Linked DNA regions of Mus musculus: region 2 is linked to region 1. A link is a loop called in an ENCODE intact Hi-C map of the cell type or tissue named here. Cell type or tissue: gastrocnemius. All regions are shown on one strand. Region 1 holds the start of Lrch1 (leucine-rich repeats and calponin homology (CH) domain containing 1). Region 2 overlaps Lrch1 (leucine-rich repeats and calponin homology (CH) domain containing 1).

Region 1 (8,000 bases):
ATCTCCCATCCCTTCCTCAAACCAGAGTGGGACCTCACAGAACAGGTGAAGGGATGAAGGTCTATGGAATGAACCTTCAAGAAGCCTCCCAAATTCTACTCTCTCCACGGTTGCCCTCTGCCCAACAGGCTTCGGTCAGGACACAAACACTAGAGAGAAGCCTTGAGGACTCAGATCACTGGTCTGTGTCTCAGCAGGGGTATGACTTTAAGCATGTAACCTGGCTTCTCTCTACGGGGAGATGATGTTCCAACTGTGCTCCTGACACAGACTTCACAGTTAGCCAAGTAAGTACCATGCCCACATCAGTTCTAATCCAGTCTAGGATAGTAACGCCTCTGCCACTGTCCCCAGCTACTTCCCAGTAAGCTTACTTACTACAGGACTGCCTGTCTTGGCACAAAGCATGCTGTTTTGATTGAATTTCAGGGAAATAACAGCCTAAAAGTGAAATTAAGAAGGTCTTTGTTTTGGTTTTGGTTTCTTGTACTACTGAGCAGTTCAGGGCCTCTCATCTCTTACTTTACATCTCTGTTCAGTTGGGCTGTGTGGCCCAAGTATGTGGTGCTGTCTGTAGAAATAGCTGCTGGAAAGGCTAAATTTTACAAGACACAATGAAACACATAACTTAACAGAGAGAAAAGGCTCCCCACTACCCAAGTAAACTTATGAAAGGGTCTTGAGGATCGTCATAGTCCATCCTTAGATGTTTGAGCCCAGGAGAAGCCACTATCTGTATGGGATTTATTATTACCAAAGGTTCAACATCTCCCTCAACTCCCTTATGTGTAGGAAATGTCAACACCCCCCACGGAATGTCTTTATTTTGCTTTGTTGCTTTCACAAGTAAAGAATAATGCTCAATTTAATACACTCTTTGGGGGATGTGGGGGTGTATAGGCATGAAGAATGAGTCAGGGCCGCCTTAACCTGTAACGGAGGCTGGCCTGGAATTTACTACTAAGTCCAGACTGGCCTCCAACTACTGGGCTCACAGGCAAAGTCCCCGTGTCCAACCTAAGCATTTCTGGAGAAGAGAGGAATACTCACTCACATGTGTGACTCAGGTCAAGGCAAGCAATCCTTAACACATGTGAATGTTGAAACTTTTACATAAAACAACAGACTCTTCAGCTACTGTTTTTGTTTTTGCTTTTGTTTTCTTTATGGTATTGCCTTAAGTGCCCACAAACGTAGCTGACATTCTTTTGCCGCTGCTGCTCCAAAATAGTAACTGTTTTAGGGTGGAGAATTAGCATGAAGCCTCTTACTTTTGACTACTTAAGGATTTTAGGAGCATTAAAATATATGTAACACTCCTAATGCCTGGACACCTGCACACCCCACCGCACACAGAGAGAACAGGAAGGAAGGACCCTTTCCACACAGTGTCAACTCACAGAGGCGGTAACTGAAAGATGAACACCTCCCTCCACTACTTTTAAAGCAATGGTATTCTCAAAGACATGCCAGCACAGCACACATGCCAACTCTACCCAACCTTGGGAGGAATCATGAGTAATACTGAAGTGTTGGAATAACTCTAAGCCTGCTACTGAATAGCGCGAACACGTTAGCATGGGGCATTCTGATTCTCCATTCTGCAGTACACAGCCATTCTAACTATGGCAGATGGGAAGGAAAACATGGGGTGACTTTTTAAGGTTAATGATTCAGGCGACTCTTAGAATAACTTCTACTTGAGAAGCTGTAACTATGAGGTCCTATCAAGAGCCTCTCCAGCTGTTGAAAACTGAGTTCTGGAATTTCCCCTCTGCTTACCCATTCCTGACAATCCTTAAACCCAAATATCACCGTTTAATGACTCCAGAGGAGTGCTTCTAGCCTCCAATGGACTCAGAACTCCATCTAAATTTTCAATTGGTCTCCTGATTAAATGTTTATGGAATTAACCAGAAACCTAGCCTCCGAAAGCCACAGCTGGCTCCCCTGCCCCGCCCCCTAGTCTTCCTTTATAAGTAGCTGAAGGACCCCATCTGAAAGCCAAGCCATTCAGAAGCCTAAGAGACCTGATGCAAGTCGGAAGAGACAACGACAGTCGTGAGGTCTAGGCAATGGCACAAAAGTGGGGCACCCACTGCCCTGGGAAACGCTAGGCGCTCGCTGGGGTACAAATCGTCCCGCAAAGAACAGAACAGGATATGGTCGGAAACTTAAGTCAGATCTGCACGGATTCCCAAGGCCCCAACCCTCTTCCACCACCCTCCTTCCTGTTTATGGGTCCACTCCCACAACTCCGACTACTAAAGGGAAAGCAGACATCTCCAAAATATGTCAACACATGACACAACTTGAAGAAGCAGGCTGCTCTGTGGCGCGGGTTACAACTTGCCGGGCTCACACTGGCAAACAGGCTCACTTTAATTACTTTTCATTTACTATGCCACGCTTCCCCTCCAGGGCCCCCGCAAAGACCGGGGTTAGTGAGAACCGGGGAGCCCCGGTGGAGGGAACCAAAATGTGTGGGCGGAGAGCCAGACACCAGCCTCTGCTCGCACAGGCGCAGAACCAAGGTTGGCACCGCCTCTCTGGCTGCAGCAAGCCACGGTCGCGCGGCGCGGAGGCCGGGGCCCCGACACTACGCGGAGAGGACAGGGCTAGCCGACGGCCGGCCACCTTTGTCTGGCCTTCCCCACCCACCAGGACGCAGAATGCTTCCATGTAGAGGTCCACGACTTGGTTCGTGTTCTGGACTTGCTCGCGGTCGCCCGAGATGCCCCCACTTCCCGCGCGCCAGGAACAGCTCCTAGGCGCATCCCTGCGCTCCTGCACCACGGTCGCAGGTCGCCGGGGCCAGGAGGACCACCGTGCCCGCTACAACCACCGTGCTCGTTGCAGAACCCGCTCCTGCCGAGCCAATCTAGTAACACATTCGGGCCCGGCGGGAAGGAGCGACAGCCCGGCTCGCACACGCGTGGCCAGCCCCGGCCTTGTCTCACCTGCCCGAACCGTGTCCGAGAGGTCATGTCCCGGGGCCGTAGTCCTGGGAAACTCCTTCAGCTTCCTGGCGCTCAGGTTCAAGCCCCCAGAGTTGGCCGCCTCCTCCAGCGCGCGCTCCAAACCACGGTTCAAGGGCAGGTTGAAGCCGGTGCCGCCGGTGCCTCCGTGGTGCTGGTGGTGTTGGTGGTGTTGGTGGTGCTGGTGGAGATGCGGGTGCAGGGCGGTTACCGAGAGAGCGGGCGCGAAAGCTTGGGGTTCGCTTCCCGGCGTCGCCATCTTCTCCCGGTCCCCCGCCCCGCCGCTCCTGCGCGGGGTCACAGGTTTCCCCGGCGGTCCCGAGTCCCCGCAGCGCTCCCTCGAAAGCCGCGGGACTGCGGGAGGGGCGGCAAGCGGCGCAGAGGTGGAGGCAGCAGTTCGATCGCCAAGGTTTCCAGCCGGGGGAGCCAAGGGCTGCGGCGGCGGCAGCGACGGCAGCGGTGGCGCGCCTGTGTCTGCTCGTGCTCGCGCCCCCGCCCGCCGCTCCTCCTCCGCAGCTTGTTGGCGCTCCACCCCCGAAGCTGGCTGGAACTGGATGCACATTCTGGGTGACTTTCTCTCCAGCCCGACCCCTTGTAGTTTACACATCTGCGGGCCAGGGTATTTTGTCGGTTTCGTTTTTGTCTTCTGGGATTTTTTTTAAGCCGTTTATGAAAACCCAGGCGAGGCGGGAGACAAGATTTGGAATACAAGGTCACAGGGAGGAGAGTGGTTCTGGTTGATTGATCCAGAGTTGCCCCCAAAAGCAGTTTTTCCACTGTGGGTTTACCCTCACGGACGCCCCCTGGCATTTAGGTGCTTACCATACAAAATCTCTCACTAAATCCAGGAAATCTGTGAGTGGAAAAATTGCTTCCTTCAGCGAGAGGAAGTTAAAGCGAGCCGCGATCACCCCTGCAGAATTCGAACACGCAGCCCACAGTCACCAAAATTTTGCACCTTCACTACAGACCACAGGAACAAGAAAGACTTCAGGGCAAATAGACAAATCTATAGAGGAAGGGCTTTGAGAAAGGGTAATTTTTATGATAAAATACCCAAATTATTACTCCAAGCGTTAGAACGCCAAAGACCTAGTGATCACAAAGGTCATATCTTAAACCTAAGCCTAGGTACTATGAAATGTTCCGGGTGCGCCACCTTCTTATTCATGTGAGGCATGGGAACTGAACTGTCTGATTGCAAACAAATCTTCTGCCATGGGTTGACCTACAGTGGGCGCCTGAGCCAGGCCTTGCACCCCATGGAAGAGCCAGAGGACCTGTGTCACCTAAAGCCACCCAGCTGGAAGACTGATAAAGCCTCCATTCCCTTCCCACACCTTAACAGCCTGGGACCCAAAGCTTGATAGTCTCTATGGAGTGACTCGGCTTGGAGAAATGAGGCTGGAGTGAAGTATGGACATGATACAACTTTATCATACATACTACAGTAATGCAGATCTGTGATAGTCTAGGCAGCCGCGTGGACCTAATGACTTCTTGGGCTCAGCACTAAGTATGACATGATCTATGTCACTTGCATGGACTTCGCTACAGGGCTACCCCTTAATTCCTGAGATTCCAGGCTGAGAGCAAATCCTACTTATTCCGGAAGAAACAGGCGCCACCTAGTGGTGTGCCGCCCTCACCCCCCACCACCTTCCTCCTCTCTGGCTCCACTTCCTTCAAGTCTCTATGATTTCATAAACTGTGCCTTAAGCTTAGTTTTGTTTTCACCCTGTTCTGTAGGCGGTCTCTTCGATCTGTTGCTTCCTTTGTGGTGTAGAAGCATTTTCATTTCATTCAATCTTGCTTGACAGTTTTTGTAATCATTTCCTGTGAGCTTAGGGCTCTTTTCAGAGAATCCTTCCCAATTCCTGCATCATGGAGGGTTTTTTCCTGTTTTCCTTTGACCATTTAAGGTTTTTGAGTGTTATATTAAGTGCTTTGATCCATTTTGAATTGATCTTTGGGCAGGGCAAGATACAGAGATCCAGTTTAATTCTTCCACATGCAGAATCTAGCTTTCCCAGCGCGATGTGCCAGAGACCTTCTTTTCTCTGGTGTGTGCTTTGGGTACCTAGTGAGGTAGCCTTAGGTGCAGCTGCACTGATTCATTCCTGAATCTTCTGCTCCTTTGAGTTACGTGGTTTTGTGGCAACACCATGCTGTGTTTCTTCCTGCAGTTCTGTGATACTTAGAATCTTCTATTGCCATTCCTCCAGCCATTACCTTTTTTGTTCAGTATTGTTTTGACTACCCAGCATCATTTGAAATTTAGGTTGTCAATATCTAGGATGTTAAAAGAATGACAGAAAAATATTAAACACCCAAGAAATCTATCCAGTCAACAAATGGGCAGATGAAATGAACAGACACTTCTCAAAAGATAAAGTACAAATAATTTAAAAAAAAAAAAGATGCAAAATATGTTCAGAGTCCTTAACCAGGGGGAGCTGTAATCAAAACTGCAATGAGAATACATCTTACCACCAGATAAAATGGCTAGCACTAAAACAAACAGCATCGGATACTGATGAGAATGAAGGAGAGGAGGGGAAGGAAGACTTAGGTCCCTTTAGCAATAACATCAACTAGTATAGCCACTGTGGAAATCAACATGAAGGGTCTTCCAAAACTAAAATAAAGGTAGAACCACATTCTGATATTATATTATATACTGTGGTGGAATATTGAAAGATAAAGACAGAATGCCAGGTGCAGAAAATAAAAAGAAAATTAAAATAAAAAAAACAGAACATCTGTATAAAGAGTTCTGATCCAGCTGCAGCATTCTAGAGAATACACCCAGAGGAGCCTAAGCCAATACACTACAAATACACACACATCTGTGGCTCTATGGACAAGTTATAGAATCAGCCTGGGCATCTGAATAAAGAATAGGCAGTATTATATACACAGCGGAGTTTTGTTCAGTCATAAGGAAGAACAAAATTGTGTCATTTGCGAGGAAATGGATAGATCCAGAGTTCAGCATACTGTGCAATATATGCCAGACTCAGGAAGACAAATACTCTAACACAGAGAGTTGATGACCGAGAAAGGGGCCTATCTGGGAAGAGAAGGGGGACTTGTTTGATGGGACACCAGAGAAGATAATGGGAGGAGATATGAGAAAAGAACATAGCTAACTTTAACAAAAATGTCATTATGAAAATCTACAATCTTACACAATGAACATGCACTGCCCTGCTTTGCTTTCTAATGCTGTGATCAACGCCACGGCAAAAAGTAATTTAGAGAAAAAAAAAGGTTTACGCTTAGAGCTTAGCCATCCTGAGGAGAGGTCAGAGCAGTGGCAGGAGCTGAAGCAGTCGTTGGAGGAATGCTTCTTACTGGCTGGCTCCTCACAACTTGTTCCTCCTCCTCTTTTATACAACCCAAGACCACCTGCCCACACAAGGAACTGACTACAGTAGGCTGGGCCCCCCCCCCACATCAATCATCAATCAAGAAAATGCACCCACAGACTTACCTACAGGCCAACCTGATGGAGGCATTTTCTCAATTGAGGTTCCCTCCTCCTAGATGACCTTCTAGCTTGTGTGAAGTTGCCCCCCCCCAAAAAAAGCAAGCCAGCAAGCCTATACACTAATAAAAGGGTCTAACGTGACTTTGAAGTTACTTAAGTGAAAACATATTTACATCATATAAAAATTGATCTTTCTTTTTTCCCCTGTCCTCAGTGACCTTTTGCTTAAAATCTAGCAGGGAGATGAAGACTATTGCCCCCATCCCCAATGGACTACAAACCTAGGTCAGAACAAGAGGTAGACTGAATACACCCACCACAACAGGCATAAATAACTTCTTTTAAATAAAAATAGATTTAAATTTAAAAATCCTTTCTTAGAGGAGCAAAGACAATGAGTGTATACTTTGGATAAATATCCAAGTCCCCCCTACCGCCCCCCAGTGTCCTGTCCTGTCCTGGTCCTTGTAGTCTCTTGTATCTTGTGCAGATTTCCAACCTGCAAACTCTGTAACCAAATCCTCTTAGCCTCTCTCTCCTTCCCAGTATCTCAAAACCTACAGTATTCTGCATGTAAAGGCTGCACAATGTCTCATAGCAAGTTGCTATTTGCTGGGATAGCTCTAAAGTTTTAAATGATTTTTTTCTGCACAAAAGGAGGCGCTTTTTCTTCAAACTGAGAGGAATCCTTGCCTCTTGACACTAATCCTGAATATTTCTAAAAAAAAAAAAAAAAAAAAAAAAAAAAAAAAAAAAAAAAATCAAGATATGCCATGTGTCCTTTTGGATGGCTCTCATGCCGCTTCATTGTTTCTTCAAAAGCATGGACATGTCTCTTTTGTTAGATGCCCTGTTTATTTCATTTCTCCTAAAATTGGAGTCCTCTCCTTGTCATTGAGCATATAAGGTCTGTTAGGAGGGACTGTGTTGTGTCGTGCGGCTATTGCTGTTTCATTGGGAAATGAACTCACAACCATGCGGATCACCCAGAGGATCCTGACTGAGTTCCCTCCCAGGGTCTGGTGTCTCAGGTTCTCATCTCTGGTTTCTTTGAACTGTCTAGTAAACAGTGAGCTCTCCTGGGCTCCAAAGTTGGCACTCCCAACCCTGTAGCCTCATTATTTAACTATCCAAGAACTAAAAACACTCAGAAAAAAAAAAGTCAACCAAACATATACAGATTGTTTTTGCCCTTGTCATCCTTCCTGAAACAATATTATATTGGGAACTATTACACATGAATCAGATATTACAGGGAATCTAGAGAGAATTTAAGGTGAGTGGCAGGCTACAGGACTTCAGCATCTTCTGGACTCAGTGTCTGCAGGGAGGTCATACATCTAACCCCCCATGGAACCACTCTATTTGTAACATATTGTCTACTGAAACTCACCAAGAATTCTCTTTGAGTAGAAACCCAAAATCCAGTCCGTGTTCTATGGTCCCCTCTGCTCAAAGCTAACTGGACAAGAAGAAGCTGACACCATGCCCAGCCATCCACAGCCAATGAGGTCTCCCATCAATCTCTG
Region 2 (8,000 bases), 150 kb before region 1:
GTACAAAGATGGGCAATGAGATGAATACTCTAAGTTTGACCAAGTTAATAATGAAACGTCATGATTATCTAAGGTATCTTGTTTGCAAGGCTGGACAGCTGTGGTGTCAGATAATGAAAAAACAACACAATTGTGGAGATAAGCATTTCTGGACATGCCAAGAAAGCCCACAGAGTAGAAGAGTCTGTTTCTATGGAAGCGTTAAGGACAACACAGTGAGTGGGCTACATTCCTCAGCTTTTCCACTGAGTTAGGAAGCACTGCAGTCACAAGGCCAAGTCTCATGCGCAGGGACTGAAAAGGTATGTGACACTATGGACAAACTGCAAATAAAGAAAAAAATGTAAACCATCAGAAACATCTGACATGGTTGCCCGATCCAGAGGAATATGAAAACAATCCTTTTATTACTGCTGTGGTATAATGTGGTTAGGCTCCTGATTTGTTATACACAGGGGGAAAAAAGGCCATGTAATAAATGCAAAGTTATTTTGTTTTTAAATGTTCATAATGGTTATTGGCTGTGGACATCTCAGAATTTTTAATAAAAAGAAGACTGGCCCAGTACCGCCCACATCAGCTCCTCACCTGTCCAATGAAGGATGGTTTGTCTGACAGGTGACAGTTAAGACCTGCAATACAGACCTCCTATCTGAGCTCTATCACAGCCACATACCAGCATAGAAATTCTGCTGTTAAAAGTCTTTAGACCTTTCCAGGATTGAAAAAAACAAAAACAAAAAAACATGGCCCTCTGGTTTCAGATATTACTCCTCAGGAAATAACTCACACATGAATCTTTCATAATAGCCTTATTTCCAATAGAGAGCATTATACCTATAGTAGCCAGGATTTCATAAAACAGAAACACTTCTTTTTCATAGCTTGATCTTCCGGTTTTATACCAAAGAACAGCTTAGAAAGAAAAATTCTCTCTAACCCTCCTCCTCCTCCTTCTCTTCCTCCTCCTGTCGGTGCTCAGAATTTAAAGCAGGATGACATAAGGAGGGGATTTTGTATCATGATTGCTCTTTAAAAAAATCATGACTATTTTCAGTGAAAATTTTTGAGACCTGCAGTGCTCAAGCTGTGGGTTGTGACCCTTCAGAGGGTTGGACATCCCTTTCCACTCGAGTCCCTTACTGGCAGACAACAAAGATGACTCATAACAGAAACAAGATTACAGTTATGAATTAGCAATGGAAATAATTTAATGATTGGGAGGTCATCAAAACATGATGGACTGTATTAAAGGGTCAGGACCTTAAGATGGTTGAGACCCACTGTTTTACACAACTATAAAGTACTAATATTTCTTGTAGATTCAGTCTGCCAGAATATGTATTCTTCTTTAATAAATGGAAATTTTAGGTGAATCTTAACCAGAGATCACGGCAAGTATTCTAACTATACATTCTCCATTACAGGAGTGAAGCACCACACCCACACTCTAAAAAACAAACTCTGAGAGCATTAACTATGGGGTCAGAAGCAAGTGGAGATAACCGAAATGCGTGAGTTTCAATCTCTGTAGACGAGCAGACAAACCAACCAAACCCCTAGCATAATAGGTAGACAAGAGAGTATTGAAAAAATCCTCCCAGAGTCAGTACCCTCGAGGTAAATCAACTGTCACATCATCAGCTGTTAGGCAAGAGGTCACAAGCACTTGTCTAGACGTTGCCTCAGAGGCTTTCCAGAGTATGGAGTATGCAGGTCAATATATCCTGTCTCCAGGTACACACAGAGGCCTGTGGAGTACAGTCACAGGCTTATTACATGAACATCGAAGAAGAGACAACAAAGCACCTACCATTGTCACTGTTTCCTTCAGATGGAACACTGTAGCTAGAGTTGTCCCATGTTTGTGCCTGTGTAAGTGTGTTGAAGGAGATAGGAGGGAGAATGAGGGCTGGGTCTGCAGACGAGCGAGAGAGCCAGGTGGACAGTTGCACAAGGACCAGGGGGAACCCAGGGGGCCGCAGCATTCCACACGTGGCATGAGGTTCGTATGGAAATGAGGTGGATTTCATTATGTGGGGTTTAAATTCAAATGGACAGTTCAGGAGGGGAATGGGAGATGGCGCATGGAAGGAAAAGAACGATAAAAACCGAGTGTTAGTACTGGCTCACACTCTGCATGCAGTTAATAGCCTTAATCTTAACAGTTCTGCGAGCCTGCAGCCTAGCGTGCTGTTGGGTCATGGCAGCAGAAGGAAAGAACTTGGTCATTCAGGCAGCGGAAAGCAGAAAGGCCCACAGATACCCTTTGCCAACCCCTTTTAACAACTAGTCAGCTGACATAATTGCACAATTCACCCAGAACTCCTGGGTCACATTAGACAACACTCAAAATGTATACATGCATCTGATATTTAGAAACAAAATGACTATAGAGGAATTGTGTATTTTAATGCTTTTACAGAACTGAGACAGTAACTAAATACTCTCTTTTTCATCTCTCCACAGAACCTGAATGGTGTACACTGCAGGTTCAAGGCAATCTCTAACTTGGTAAGCTTGGTTTAGGCTCTATAGATGCATTAAAAGTCTGTGGATCCATTTTACAACTTAATTGTAAAAGTCTAACACTCAAAGGGCTATTAATCTTTGCAGACTCTCACTCACGTTTTGATTTCAGTTATGAGACATTTTGAAATGCTGCAGAACTGTCCAGTGGCTTGCGAGAGAACTGTCGCCAGCCACGAGGCAGGGGGGTATAATAGCAGTGACCTCCATTTCTCCCAGAACAGAGCTCGGATTATGGGCATAATTGAGGTGTACCCCAGATTTGTCTGTATACGCCCACTTCCTTACATTAGGGGGCCAGTCACTTGAGTTTTCTACGATCTCATCCTCACCCTTCCTATCTGTAACATTCTCTAGGGCTAGAGATACCGCTCAGTGGTAGTGCACGGCCCTGACACGTGTAAGGGCCTGGGTTTAATTCCTAGGACTGAAAAAAACAAGACAGGAAAGATCTAGAAACTCTGATCATACTAAAGCCATTTCCCAACTGTTTATTTTCTCTTATTCTATTCTAACGGCCAGGACACCTCCACACTTGGCCACGTGTGCCCATCAATCAATGTCTTCCAAGAACAAACCATCTCCCCTATAAAACGAATCATCTCTGTTTTTCCCCTAGCGATGTTTATTCAAGCCAGAAATGGGTAACGCTCATACTGTTGTCAAAATGCTTTGCCTCAAATCCAAGATCACCTGTGTTTTCTACCAGGTGTGCTTGTGTGTGTCCAGGGCCCTTGTAAGAACTATTTAAAAGCATTCGTGGTAAATATAGTAAGTCTGAGAGGAACAAAAAAGCACAAACAAACAAGGTCCCAAAAGAAGGCATTTAGCACCAAAACTGGAAATGTGGAAAGAAATGTATTTTTCTACCTGGGGCCCTTTTTTAAAAAATTAAAAGTAACTTTGCACTTTGCTAACATTAACTTTGTCAATATGGTAACACAAACTACAACCAAGTAGGTCAAAAAGTAAGGTGTTTTCCTTTCTAAGAAGTTTCCCCGACTCCTAACCACTCATACAAGCCTTAAAGTGCTCACCCTCTTGTGTGAGTCAATGCAGAGCCCTTACCATGCCTGGAAAGCAACTGGGGTCGTCTTGGGGAGGACTCTGCCTGCAGGCTGCCCTGTACCTCCTCAGGGCACCAGGAACCTTTGGGGTAAAGCGGAGCCGGTTTATTCCCACGGGTTAAAAGCTGGAAGGGAGTATTCCTTCCCTACTTACATTGCCCTTTGCCACTTTTCTTTGCTGTGATTCAGAAGAGGGCGAGCTGCCCAGTCCTGGAAGCACAGACCTCACAATAGCATAACGTTATCACCCGACCTCACCAAGCTGCTGCTATTCTGATGCCAGGACCCCAGCCGACTAGAACTGGCAAAGCTCATATTACTCACGAATAAGTTTGAAAGGCCAAAGAGAAATCATTTTAGTTACTTTAGTTACTGAGGTCAACGTACCTGAACGAGGCTTCAGGCCAAACGGAGCTGTGATGTTTGCAGTAGGAGACACTGAAGGGGAGTTCTCTCGTATCTGTGGGGTGAGAAAACAATTGGGAAATGAAGAAGCAGATGGACTTGTATGGTTAGTGATTGTTATAAAATGACTCTGCTTTTGCTATGGCTGCCTTGTGATGGATGACAGCTTGGCTTTTTAAAAAAGACATTTTGTAAATACTCTAAGAGGTGGTCAATAGAATGTTTTCCGGTATTCTTTTTGTTGTTGCATTGAAGTCTTTATTTGCTCACTACAAAATCATCTTGCAGTGACACAAAGCCGTGATCTGCCTCTCATTGGACACATCTGACTGCAGACGGGCAGGCACGCCAAAGAGCACGTCTAACGGAGCCTCTGTAACACGGAGACACACGGCTAACACTGAGCATGCAGCTCATCACGCAGAAACTGCGCATCGAACCATCTTGGGTAGCAACTGAGGAAATGTCATCTGAATGATCATCTGCCGTTTTCCATAAAGACATCCCACCCCTAGATCTCAAAGGCCATTTCTCACAGAATTAATCTTTAGTGATGTATAGAGCCAAGTGATTTTGTGACAGTGAGTGACAACTATCGAGAGACCCCAGAGACAGTCCCATTAACTCTTTAATCCCGGAGTCAGACTATCCAACTCTGGGACCAATGGTTCAGTTTGGTCTCCATGGAATACCTCAGCTGCCATTAACCCTCAGGAAGCTTACCTCATTGGGAGAATACTGGCTTCCATTACTCTGTAACATTAGATCATTTTGCACCTTAAGGGAGAGAGAAATGTATACGTTCCATTAGATTTGGAGAAAGAGGAGGCAAGGACTACATCTTTTTTTTATTGCTGCCATAGCCCTGGCCCAGAAGCACACACTAACTAGCAAATGTTGAATTAATTCATGGTTAAGTAGCTAAGAAGGTCATCCTTCTATTTTCTAAAACTACGCAGCTTGTATCCATTGAGAAAAATCTAAAGACTAGCACAGATTAACATGAGAGCCCCCAAACAGGGATCTTTCCCCAGTAGCTATGAGCGCATCTTACCTGGCCAAGTAACCAAACTGTCTCCTGGCTCCTTTCTCTATTTGAATTATGGGTTTTTAGAAATGGTCCAAACTAGTAGTTCCAAAATATACAGAAATTTTCAGTAGGTACACACGCTTGAACCCTGAGCAACCTTGAAAAACCTCATTCACGTGACCTGTTTATTATCAGTCTGCTTTGGCAGTCACTGGTTAAGAGAGCTGTTAAGGAACCAAGCATGACTTAACATATACACTCTAATAAATAAAAAATTTGCAAAAAAAAAAAAGAGCTGGGTGTGGTGGCGTCCGCCTTTAATCCCAGCACTTGGGAGGCAGAGGCAGGTGGATTTCTGAGTTCAAGGCCAGCCTGGTCTACAAAGTGAGTTCCAGAACAGCCAGGACTATACAGAGAAACCCTGTCTCAAAAAACAAACAAAAAATAAAACAAAATAAAAATAAAAAGTTTGGGGATAGCTAATAAACACCTGCATATATGCCACCATAAAAGTGTAAATCTAAGGTGCCCATTGTGTGGAGGAGTGCTATTTAAAATGAACCCAAGGGAAATGCATGTAGAATAAAATGTCATTCATGTCCCTACTCAATTAAAGGGCCTTCTTAGGAGAGCCAACTAGACTTCTACCAACTCTCCCCATTGTCCTCACAAACTCCTCTCCTCAGTACTATTTACAAGCAAGGGAGGTGCGTTCTCACCTTGTGGACACCTATGGTACATAACTTCATGTGGCCAGTCTTCTAAACTATGTTTAAGGCAGGTCACATGACATGCAGGCAGACCCTCTACAACCTCTGCCTCCCCTCTCAGTGGTGGTAACACACTGTGCTCAATCTTCCCGGGCTACCCGTGCTCCCTTGCAGGTCCACAAACTAAGCTGTCCTCATGCCTTGTTATACACTCTATCCTTTCCGGAAGAACACAGCAAACAACTCAGGATGGCAACCCACTAGAAATGTTACCAGTACCAACATCTTCTGTTCACTCAACCATTTTGCTACTTTATGGGTCTCACGATCCGTCCTCCACAACAAAAAAAAAGCCACACCCTGCACAAGTAGGCAACCAACTGTCGGTCTGGAGAAAGGGTGTGTCGATGTGTGACCAAATAACAAGTGAGACCAGGGACCTAGAGAAGCCACAACTTATTTCCTTTTCCTTCATCACATGACTTCCTTTTTGCATCAGGCTGGCTGTCCATCCCTTCCTTTTGAAAGCCTGTCATGGGTCCAAAGCTCCCTTGAGAGGGTAGACAAGAATGCCTTACGCAAGCATGGTTACTCACCAAAGCAAAGGGAGACAAGCTTACAGCACTGTAACCTGACAGAGAGCACCGGCAGCTGAACGGAGAGGAGTTCGGGAACCTCTGACCCCTAGAAGCTTCGTTTCCTTCCTTGTGCTCTGGCAATCTTGGAAACAAGTAAGTGCTGTTTCTCCACAGGGTCTCACTAGGCAGTCCAGGTTCACCCTGAAACTGGAATCCTCCGGCCTCAATGGCAGAATTACACCATCCCCAGCCACACAGGCTGCCCCTGCCTCGGCCTGGGCAGAATAGGAGGTTGAAGTGAGTGCAGCTACTGCTTCCAGGGGGCGGGCTTGAGCACCTGGCTTGGGCAGGGATCCCAATGAAAATTAGATGCAGACTGAATTGTGAACTAGGCTCAGTCTATATGTAGATACATACCCATCCTCTTCTAGCCTTTCCAAACGCCTTCCACACTCCTGGAAGCGTTGCTCATGAACTCATAAGTGTATTGGCTTCTTGCCTTCCGCTAAGACAAAGCTTTTAAGGAGAGGTTCCACGCCATCAGCTGTCGCTAAGGTTTGGAGTGTGACAAACTGAATACAAAGAAGGCAATCTAGTGTGATGGAATAGCCGGCCTATCCATTACCATGGTAACGAGTCAGCCAGTCTCAACCGTGAGCATCATGTCCTGCATCCATGAACAGGTCACGTTAACTCCTATATTTCCTAACAGCCATCAGGAATATACGCTGCTAAGAGAACGACCTTTGTGGTCCTCAAGGCTTCCTCAGTGACACACAGCGACACCCAGAGCATACTTACTGAGGAGATGGAAATACAAAGTCCTGATTTCATGAAGGTTTGACTTGGAAAAGGTCTGCTTTACTCTGGTGTAAAAAGAGTCTCACACAACCCTGACCTGCCTCAAACTTGTCTTGTAACCAAAGCTCCCACTGAACTCCTGATCCTCCTAATTCCGCCTCCTGCTGTTCCAGGTGTATGCTGCCATGCCACTTACTGAAGGCTTTTAGCAAAACATTCAATAAATTACTTTAGATTACTACTATACAGCAGGCATTTTAAATGATTTTCCCTCGCTGCAAGCTATTATAAACGCTCCGAACCCATTAGGGTAGGCTAGGCAAAGCAACAGTGCTCACTATGGTAGGTAGATTAAATGCATTTTTGCATTAATGTTTTTAACAGCAATACATGAGAGGAACCAGAAACCCATTATAAATCAAAAAGGGCTTGTGTTGATAAGGCCTATAAAACATGAAGCACAAAACCTGGCACCCAGCAAGGCTTCTTTTTCTGTTAGGAATAAGCACTTGTAAACAGAGACACAATGTTTGAACTGTGCCCTGGATTTTTTAATCTTGTGTCCTCCTCACCCTGAAGTCATTCAGCAGGATAGTCATCAGGAGCTAAAACATCTCTTCATAGACTTCTCACTGGTCATGCGGGAACAATGAAATAACCATAATACAGTAATAAAATGGGGTGATATAACAATGGAGTGTTTCAACTAAATACAAGCAATGGGGGCAAGAAGGACACAGCAAGCCTCCAAATCTGAGAGCCCGGGAAGAGCACGCAACAGCACCAAGGCAATATCCAAAATAAGAATGCAGACCCTCAATCAAGAGGAAACATCAGACAAACACTAAAGGAAGAATATCCCCCAAGACAAGGGAAGGGC

What was found. Peaks named below come from ENCODE experiments on the same cell type or tissue, not always from the same donor. Only the 100,000 strongest peaks of a DNase experiment are listed, where the experiment ranks them.
Region 2: a loop joins it to region 1, with 2.1 times the contacts of the local background. A loop is called at or near these places in 9 of 42 quality-filtered maps.

The regions. Positions count from the first base shown.
Region 1 is chr14:74,944,424-74,952,423 of GRCm38, forward strand. It overlaps Lrch1 (leucine-rich repeats and calponin homology (CH) domain containing 1), which reads right to left and starts at 3,454. Exons shown (of 19, transcript NM_001252132.1): 1 at 2,961-3,454. The coding sequence starts at 3,237. In gastrocnemius, CTCF peaks have their summits at 3,498 and 4,613 (motif pointing left); DNase peaks (open chromatin) are centred at 2,541, 3,450, 3,761 and 4,598; H3K4me3 peaks cover 4,157 bases; H3K27ac peaks cover 4,223 bases.
Region 2 is chr14:74,791,314-74,799,313 of GRCm38, forward strand. It overlaps Lrch1 (leucine-rich repeats and calponin homology (CH) domain containing 1), which reads right to left. Exons shown (of 19, transcript NM_001252132.1): 14 at 4,725-4,778; 15 at 3,984-4,056. Among named protein-coding and RNA genes, the nearest start is that of Gm52135, 23 kb to the right of the region's middle. In gastrocnemius, no CTCF peak of the experiment used is centred here; a DNase peak (open chromatin) is centred at 3,843.